Regions from separate parts of the Homo sapiens genome. Here region 1 is linked to region 2. Evidence: read pairs that join two places in POLR2A ChIA-PET (ENCODE). Cell type or tissue: GM12878. All regions are shown on one strand. Region 1 overlaps PPP4R3A (protein phosphatase 4 regulatory subunit 3A). Region 2 has its middle 14 kb from the start of FBLN5.

Evidence for each region. Peaks named below come from ENCODE experiments on the same cell type or tissue, not always from the same donor. Only the 100,000 strongest peaks of a DNase experiment are listed, where the experiment ranks them.
Region 1: POLR2A ChIA-PET joins it to region 2 with 10 read pairs; 2 of 35 experiments call an interaction of 5 or more read pairs at or near these places.

What each region holds. Positions count from the first base shown.
Region 1 is chr14:91,492,247-91,497,246 of GRCh38, forward strand. All of the region lies in intron 1 of PPP4R3A (protein phosphatase 4 regulatory subunit 3A), which reads right to left. Among named protein-coding and RNA genes, the nearest start is that of PPP4R3A, 16 kb to the right of the region's middle. RefSeq lists enhancers at 2,613-2,762, 3,244-3,453. In GM12878, no CTCF peak of the experiment used is centred here; DNase peaks (open chromatin) are centred at 2,650 and 3,315; H3K4me3 peaks cover 1,542 bases; H3K27ac peaks cover 1,829 bases.
Region 2 is chr14:91,959,122-91,964,121 of GRCh38, forward strand. No RefSeq gene overlaps it. Among named protein-coding and RNA genes, the nearest start is that of FBLN5, 14 kb to the left of the region's middle. In GM12878, no CTCF peak of the experiment used is centred here; no DNase peak of the experiment used is centred here.

The sequences.
Region 1 (5,000 bases), 470 kb before region 2:
CCCAAAATATTTGAGAAAAAGCAGTTTTCTCTGCAACTGTCTCTCATACGGAGCTTTCATTTCTTCTATTACACTTAACAATTGCTTTACCCATTCCAAATAGTGGTTAGATGGCTAAGAGTGCTCTTAACATTTCCAAATTTAGTTTGCTTTTACATCAAAGTTCATTTGTTTTATGAATGCTGTCCAGTATTAATGATTTAATGACCATTCACTACTGTGTGCTCAGAACAGTACCAAGTAATACCGAACACAGTAAATTAACCAAGTTATGATAACTCAATTTGTATATGTCTTATGCACATGAACAGCTTTCCACTTCACACCAACCCTCCCAACTATGTCTAGGACAGGTGACCTAATTAATCCAAAATCTCTTTCTTATCCTTTGAGTGCTTAAGGTAACTAAACATTCACCATATTATTTTTTCCCACCTGTATTCCCCACAAACCCCATTTCTTTGGGCTTTTTTTCTTTACAAAAACTGGTTTTGGCTTAGGACGCTCAGATAAGCATTCTCACATTTTGGAGAAAATACTGTTTTAATCTTCTTCCTCTTTATCCAACTTTTGCCAGATTAATCAAAACACATTTTCCAGTGCCCCTTCAATTCTCTTTACGCTCAATTTTCAGGATTTTATTTTGGTTATTAAGAGCTGTGCTAGTGATACATTCATAACAAGAAAAAGCAGCAGGTGGCCAGGTGCGGTGGCTCACACCTATAACCCAGCACTTTGGGAAGCTGAGGTGGGAGGATCGCCTGAGGCCAGGAGTTTGAGAACAATTTGGCCAATAAAGCAGGACCTTGCCTCTGCAAACATAAAATAACAATAAAATAAAATAAAAATAAGAAAAAGTAGGCTGGGCGTGGTGGCTCACGCCTGTAATCCCAGCATTTTGGAAGGCTGAGGTGGGCAGATCGCTTGAGGTCAGGAGTTTGAGACCAGCCTGGCCAACATGGTTAAACCCCATCTGTACTAAAAATACAAAAATTAGCCGGGCATGGTTGCTGTGAGCTGAGATTGCATCACTGCAATCCAGCCTGGTCAACAGAGACTCTGCCTCAAAAAAAAAAAAGAAAAAGAAAGAAAAAATAAATTAGCTGGATGAGGTAGGGCATGCCTATAATTCTAGCTACTCAAGAGACAGGCAGGAGGATCTCCTGAGCCCAGAATCTCAAGACTACAGTGAGCCATGATTGCGCCACTACACTCTAGACTGGGTTCTAGACTGGGTGATAAGAGATCCTGTCTCAAAAAACAAAGGCAAGGTGCAGTGGCTCATGCCTGTAATCCCAGCACTTTGGGAGGTCGAGATGGGAGGATTGCTTGAGGCTAGCCTGGTCTCATATATAGGATGGTGAGACCCCATACTATATATTTTTAATATAAAATTTAAAAAAGGTATAAAAATCTCCAACTATCTTTGTAGTCTTTCATTATTTTAATTACTAGAATAAAAATTGCATTCTATTATTCTCCACGGAAATCATAAAGTATATAAAGTACATTATGGATCAATATTACTTTTTTTTTTTTTTTTGAGACGGAGTTTCACTCTTGTTGCCCAGGCTGGAATGTAATGGTGCAATCCCGGCTCACCACAACCTCTGCCTCCTGGGTTCAAGTGATTGTCCTGCCTCAGCCTCCTGAGTAGCTGGGCATGTGCCACCATGCCTGGCTAATTTTGTATTTTTAGTAGAGACAGGGTTTCTCCATGTTGGTCAGGCTGGTCTTGAATTCCCAACCTCAGATAATCTGCCCGCCTCGGCAGGCAGGTGGGTCACTTGAGGTCAGCAGTTCGAGACCAGCCTGGCCAACATGGTGAAACCCCGTCTCTACTAAAGACACACAAAAACCTACTTTGAAATACAACTCATATTCTCAGACACAATCTATCTCCATAAAATTACAAAAGTAAAATAGAGTGAAAGAATTGCATTACTTTAACAAATTATATTTCAGAAGATGCAAGATCTCTAATGGCATAGGACCCAACTAGGAAACGCTTCTCTAAAAGTTAAAACTGCACAAAAGTACAACCTATATAAAAGAAAAAATTGGGCATCACAATTAAAAATTTGTTTGTGCTGCAAACAATACCATCAAGTAAAAAGAAAGCCCACAGAATGAGAGAAAAGATTTGGAAAGCATATATCTGGTAAAGGACTTGTATCCGGAATATATAAAGGACTCTTACAACTCAATATTAAAATGTGGGCAATGAATTTGAATAGAAATTTATCCAAAACGGATATACAAAAAACTAGTAAGCATATGAGAAGATGCTCAGCATTAGTCATTAAGGAAATGCAAATCAAACCCACAAATAAGGGCCAGGCACGGTGGCTCACGCCTATAATACCAGCACTTTGGGAGGCTGAGGCAGGTGGATCACTTGAGGTCAGGAGTTCGAGACCAGCCTGGCCAAAATGGTGAAACCCCATCTCTACTAAAGACACACAAAAAATTAGCTGGGCATCGTTGTGCATGTCTTTAAACCCAGCTACTCAGGAGGCTGAGGCAGGAGAATCACTTTAACCTGGGAGGTGGAGGTTGCAGTGAGCCAGGATTGCACCACTGCACCCCAGCCTGGACGACAGAGACTCTGTCTCAAATGAAAACAAAAACCAAAACCACAAATGAGATACCATTTAGTACCCACTAGAATGTCTACAATCAAAGACAAGACAATAACAAGCGGTGACAAGGCTGTAGAGAAATGGGAAGCTTCATACATTGCTTCTGGGAATATAAAATGAGGCATCAATTTTGGAAAAGTTTGGCAGTTCCTTCAAAAGTTAAGCAGTTACCTTGCAATTTCCCTTCTCGGTATATATCCAAGAGAAATGAATACATGCCCAGACAAAAACTTGTACATTTATATTCACAGCAAGGTTATTTACAACAGCAAAAAATGAACAGATAAATTCAATGTGGCATATACTCAGCTACACAGAGTAATGAAAACCTAACACATTACAATATGTATAAACCTTGAAAACATATGAAATTAAAGAAGCCCATCATAAAATACCACATGTCCAGATACATAATGTGTGTGTGTGTGTGTGTGTGTATGTTTTTTTTTAGACAGTCTCTCTGTCGCCCAGGCTGGAGTGCAGTGGCGTGATCTGAGCTCACTGCAGCCTCTGCCTCCTGGGTTCAAGCAATTCTCCTGCCTCAGCCACCTGAGTAGCTGGGACTACAGGCACATTCCCAGTCCAGATAGGTAAATTTAGAGACAGAAAATAGATTAGTGGTTGTTTAGGGCTGGGAGGAAGTGAAAGTGGGTAGTGATTGCTAATGGGCACATGATTTTTTTCAGAGGAGACAAAATGTTCTAAAATTAGATTGTGGTGATGGTTGCAAACCTGTGATTATACTAAAAAACAATGAATTGTACATTTTGAATTGGTGAATTATATAGTATGTAAATACTGTTAAAAAAAAAACAAAAAACAGGTGGAGTGCAGCCTAGGCAATATAGTGAGACCTTGTCTCTATAAAAAAATTTTAAAAATTAGCCAAGTGTGGCAGCGCACGCCTGTAGTCCTAGCTGCTCAGGAGGCAGAGGTGGGAGGATTGCCTAAGCCTTGGAAATGCAGGTTGCAGTGAGCCAAGATCATGCCACTGCACTCCAGCCTAGGCAACAGAGCAAGACCCAGTCTCAAAAAAACAAAACAAAACACACACACACACACAAAAAGGTAAACTGTAAAGTATAAATATTCATACAATGGATACCACGAACAATGTTAATATATGAATCAAAGAGTAAACACAACAGATATTTTACAAACCTGAGTAAAAGACAGCTGAGACAAAGGTATAAACCATAGAATTCAATTTACACAAAGCTCACAAAGTGGCAAAATTAACCTATCATTAGGCTAGCAGTTTTCTCTGGGTAGGATAGTGACTGGGGAGGAACCTGAAGTAGGCTTCCAGAGTAGTGGTTATGTTGTTTTTTCAATGGTGTGCTGGTTATTTTTTGAAAATTCATCAAATTGAATACTTATGATTTGTGTACCTTTTTGATGTATTATACTGCAATTCAAAAGTTTTTTTAAGTTTAAGAAGTCAGAAACACATAGCACAGGGGATTGAGGTTGTTATTCAAGTTGTGCTTTCAAGAAACACACGCCTGATTTTTACAGTCACTAAAACAAAAAACACGGCAGTGCAGTGGTATGACATTGTCAGCCACCTAATCCCTAATAGCAATTATTTCTCAAGTACCAGTCTCTTTTACATTTTCTTCAAAACTCTCTTAGTAGTGTTTACAGGATCAGGATAATAAGAAAGAGGGAAAAAAAGGTTTGACGTACTCCCTTCCAAAGTTCTGGCTAAAACAGGACACACTAGAAGCTTCTAGTGTTGGGAAATGTTTTTCTGGTCTATTCAGGATATTAGAGGGAAGTATCCCCTGAAACTCTCTTTTCAGCCATATCACAGTTTTGGTCTAGGAAGTCCAGCTCTCATCCCCAATACCATATTCCCAAAGAGATAAGTAGGCTATAGAGGCTAGAACACCGGAAAGTCTTTCAACTTGAGGGCTCAGTAAGACAATAAATAAAAGACACAATACTAGGTTTATTCCTAGTCTATTGGGTTTCCCTCCATCACCTAATAGGTTTTATTGAGCCAAGTTATAAACACTAAACCAATCAACTATAACAGATCCAGTTCAGTGTTAATATCAATTAACACAATCCTTACCCCCAACAAGTTTGTTTGTATTTTGTTGCTATAGCTACAGTATTAGGCACAGTAATTCTATCCTACTAAGGTATGGGTATGGATGGGGATATAGAGCTCAACTTTAGGAGAGGAATTTATTAAATAACATGGTAGCAGAGATGACAGGCGAGAAATGATGATCCTTAGCAGGAGACCTCAGCAACATTAAGAGGGAGGCAGAGAAGGTTCTAACTAAGAGCAACATGTTTCTGATAACAGTTATGTCTAGTGGAACTCAATAACTGAAGCACACACTC
Region 2 (5,000 bases):
GTGGCTATTCAGAGGTGCCATCATAGTGCACTACGGTAGTCTTGAACTTCTGGCCTCAAGTCATCCTGCCTCAGCCTCCTGAGTAGCTGGAACTACTGGTGCACACCACCATGCCTGTCTTCTTTTTCCGTTTGACTTACATATATACAGACTAACAGACCGTGCTTTTTTTTTCAGTAAGCTGTGCGTCTAGGTTTGTCAGTTTTGTTAGCTATTTCATTATTAATATTCTATTTTGTTCTCCCTTACACTTTAGTAATAACAGCTTCATTTCTTTTGCCTTTTTTTTTTTTTTTTTGAGACCGCATCTTACTCTGTCCTCCAGGCTGGAGTGCAGTGGCGCGATCTCAGCTCACTGCAATCTCCACCTCCCAGGTTCAAATGATTCTCCTGCCTCAGCCTCCCAAGTAGCTGGGATTATAGGCATGCACCACCGCACCTGGCTAATTTTTGTATTTTTAGTAGAGACGGGGTTTTACCATGTTAGCCAGGCTAGTCTCGAGCTCCTGACCTCAAGTGATCCACCTACCTCAGCCTCCCAAAGTGCTGAGATTATAGGCGTAAGTCACCGTGCCCAGCCTTTTTCTGGTTTTTAATTTCTTAGACATAAACAGTTTTTAAGCCATGCTATACAGATGATGCTAGCATGGGTCCCTCTAGACTCTTTTAGCCTAGTATTTTCCAACATTTAAGAAGACAGATCAAATGGCACCTCCTCTATGAGATTATTAGAGACCTCCAAAATTGGACCTCCCAATTTTTTCCCATGGTGTCTTGACTCTGCCTCCATTTTATAACACATTTTATAATGCTGTGTCTCTTTCAGTAAACAGTGAATTCCTCAAAAGCACTGACAGTCCTCTTCACCATTATAACTATGTGCACGGCCTGACGAGTACTCAGTAATATCTGCTGAATAAAGACTGATTTTTCCTGGTAGATGTTATATCCTAATGAAATTACTTCAGCAAGTATTATCACTATAGGATAATATTTAAGCACGTTATTAAATATAAATCACATGAACAGTGTAGAGCAAGCTTGTCTGATTCCTGGCATGTGACCCAGGATGGCTCTGAGTGTGGCCCAACACACATTCGTAAACTTTCTTAAAATATTATGTTTTTTTTGGGATTTTTTTTTTTTTTAGCTCATCAGCTATCGTTAGTGTATTTTATGTGTGGTCCAAGACAATTCTTCTTCCAGTGTGGCCCAGGGAAGCCTAAAGATTGGACACCCCTGGTGCAGAGCGTCGTTTATCCGGCATATCTCAAGAATTAGACTGTAGAGGAATTCTGTTTTCCTAGATCAAATTTCAAATTAATTTTATAATAAATAATTGTGATCTACACACACACACACACACACGAGCTGAACATGTAACCTCCTTCCAACAGCACGGTCCCACGATCATTTTTAAGGGGCTGTTGGGGAAGTAATCGACCCTTTGGCTAATTTTTCTCAGGAGCAACAACTCATATCACTAATGATCAAAACAAAATTTTTGTTTTTGACAAATGTCACCAAACACCTAGATAGACTGATACATTAGTGCTTTAATAACCTAGGGGGGCATGTTTTACAGTCTGCTGTAGAAACAACAGTAGCTCTGACAATTTGGTTATGGGTAACTTCTTTCCTCCTTTGTGAAATGGGATCATAATACTAGTCTCACAGGTATGGTTTTTAATATATACAAAATGTTTATTTTAGCTTTATTTATACTGTCAAAATCTTAAACCAAACTGAAGGTCCAACTGGAAAGGAATAGTTGAATAAAATGGCTACACTCCTGAAAAACAAACCAAACCCAAAACAAACCCAAAAACATTCCTAAGAGTTCAGGACAGGAGAGACAGACATCATTTGATCATCTACATTGTCCTAAAAAGAATAACAAGATTTGTTACTCCTTATTTATTTGCTCCTTATGATAGTTTTAAGATGTTATGTAAAAATCCTTTCAAAATTTTAAAAAAGGAAGTAGGTAGGGACCCAAGATGAAATAAGAGTTGATAAGCTTGGGGCCAGGCATGGTGGCTCACGCCTGTAATCCCAGCACTTTGGGAGGCTGAGGTGGGCAGATCACCTGAAGTCGGGAGTTGGCAACCAGCCTGACCAACACAGAGAAACCCTGTCTCTACTAAAAATACAAAATTAGCTGGGTGTGGTGGTGCATGCCTGTAATCCCTGCTACTCGGGAGGCTGAGACAGGAGAATCGCTTGAACCCAGGAGGCGGAGGTTGCAGTGAGCCGAGATCATGCCATTGCACTCCAGCCTGGGCAACAAGAGCGAAACTCCATCTCAAAAAAAAAAAAAAAAAAAAAGAGAGTTGATAAGCTTGAATGGATAATTGTTGAGGCTGGTGATGAGTACACGGAATCACTATGTTACTCACTCTACTTTCATGTCTGTGTTCAAAGTTTTAAACAAAAGTATTTTTTAAATTCTTTAGAAAATATGGCATCCTGTTTGGTTGAAAATATGGCATCCTGATTTGATAAAGCTAGGGAATGAGTACGTTAGTGTTAATGTCTTACTCTGTGTTCTTTAGACATATGTTCCTTTAATACTTCATATTTACAGTTGCTGCTTTGAAGTTTTTATGGGTTAAATCCAACTTCTAGGCCCACACAGTTTCTTTGGACTGCTTGTTTCCTGAGTATGGGCCTCACTTTCTTGTCTTGCTCATAATTTCTGATTGAAAACTAGACGATTTAGCAAGTATTGATTCTGACATAGTTTCATGGTTTTTTTTTTTAAAGCTTGATTGAATGTAACTGCAGAATCTGTCTCCCACACAAGAGAATGTAGCTGCTGATGTCTCTGCTTACAGTCTTTTTTACAGTCTGTTTTACAGTCTTTTTATCTTTTGGTCTGGCTTCCCCAGGGTCACTCCTGCATAGCTAAATGTCAGAGGAGGCTGTGCTAGTTAAACACCTCGAGCCTCTCGGAGGGCTTCTATGCACCGCGGGTGGATCTGAGTGTAGGCTAAGCAGCTCACTCAATGGCCAGTCTCATGTTTGTCTAGGCTTTTCCGTCCCATGGGGCGCTCTCAAGTCTCAGCCATGGCCCTTCTATGCCTCTCTGTTTCAGGAGGTCAGCATTAAATTTCTGCTGACCACCACCTGTCCTATCTGGAATTGCAATCTCAGGCTAGCAAAACGGAGTTTTCTCCGTTTGTTTCCTTCCAAGCTCACCACTTTTAGTTGACATCATGGGTTCTGCACCACCTAACCTCCACCATTGTTCACCACCTCAGGCAACAAAGCTGCTGGTTTTCATACCAGCTCAGGGCTAGAAAAGCCAGGAGGTTTGAGGGGTGACAGAAGCCCCAGGTAGGAAGGCCACAGACTCCAGGTTCCCACCCAAAGCTCTAGAAGCTTTTCAAAAATAACCCAATTTCTTCTCTGCCTTTGGTCAATTTCTAGAGACCCCAAATGGTTGGTTTTGACAACTTTAGTTTTATACTTGTTTCTTGCAAGGAGAATTGGCTGACCTCTTCACATCATCATAGCCGGATGTCCCTCCTAATATCCAATTGTCTCCTTTGTATGTGTTTTAAACTTTTGACACATACACATGCATACACACAAATTAAAGAATGACATCAGGGCCAGGCACGGTGGCTCATGCCTGTAATCCCAGAACTTTGGGAGGCCGAGGTGGGCGGATCACTTGAGGTCAGGAGTTCGAGACCAGCCTGGCCAACATAGTGAAACCCCGTCTCTACTAAAAATACAAAAATTAGCCAGGCATGGTGGTGCACACCTGTAATCCCAGCTACTTGGAGGCTGAGACAGGAGAATCTCTTGAGCCCAGGAGGCAGAGCTTGCAGTGAGCCGAGATAGCGCCACTGCACTCCAGCCTGGGCAAAAGAGTCAGACTCCGTCTCAAAAAAAAAAAAAAAAAAAAAAAAAGACATTGGGGTGAAATTTATTTTCAGCAAGTAACGCTGATGTCTAAATGGGGGAAAAAAAGTGGAAAGACTCAGAAAAAAGTCTTAATTCCTCAAGTAGCAATTTTATGAAGAATTGATTTTTACGGTCATCATATTTTTCAACACAGGAGTTACCAAGCTGCTGAGCGCAATGCTGACGAGAGCAGTACAGGTTGAATGCAGGCAGCTGAGACTACCCTCGGAGTACATGTGCATGTGGCATGGAAACGCTTTAGGGAGAAGACTTTAAAATGATTCCAAAAAATTTCAAAAACTAAGCAGTCCATATAAATTTTCAAAAATAAAACTTACCTCATTAGATCTTGTAAGTTTATCACCACCACCGTCTTTTTACTCCGAGAGTGTCTGAACATACCTTTAGTAAAGTGATCCTTAGGTAAAAGGGATTTATGTGTTGACTCACAGATGATACCACAGTTTTTAAAATACATCTAAACAGATGAAGAGGAAATAAGAAGCAAATATATATTTTCTAATTCTTAAAAAATTCATGTCTCCCTTCACCATCTGGGGGTGGGAAACTTGTCCTTTGGGAAACGTACACATTTCGAGTACAGTACGTTCCCGTTTACACATGGGTTACCAAGGACTTGAGACTGACTCATCGTGTGAGGAAAACTCACAGGATGATATCCTTCAACATCTAAGTGCCTTACATTTTACAGAAAGAAATGATGTATCTTACCTTTTTAAGAGTCCATGGACACTTACAAAACAACTTTACCAAACTCTTATATTAAGTTCGCAAATATTTCCAAATCATTGAGATTTAATTTTTAAGGTCAAAAATAATTCAATGAAGTCAAAGAATGTTAGAGCTGAAAAGATTACTCTTGTAAAAATAGTCACAGCTGAAAATTATCACAGTTAAAATATCACTACAGTGCAAATTATTACTCTTAACCCCAGAAAGGCTAAAAGACTGATATACAGGAAGATTCCATTTTAGGAGCTAAGACACAAACCAACTAAAGGTTCAAATATTTGCCCTAAGTGATCCATTTTTTAAACATTTTTACATTTTTCTCTCAGGGACGT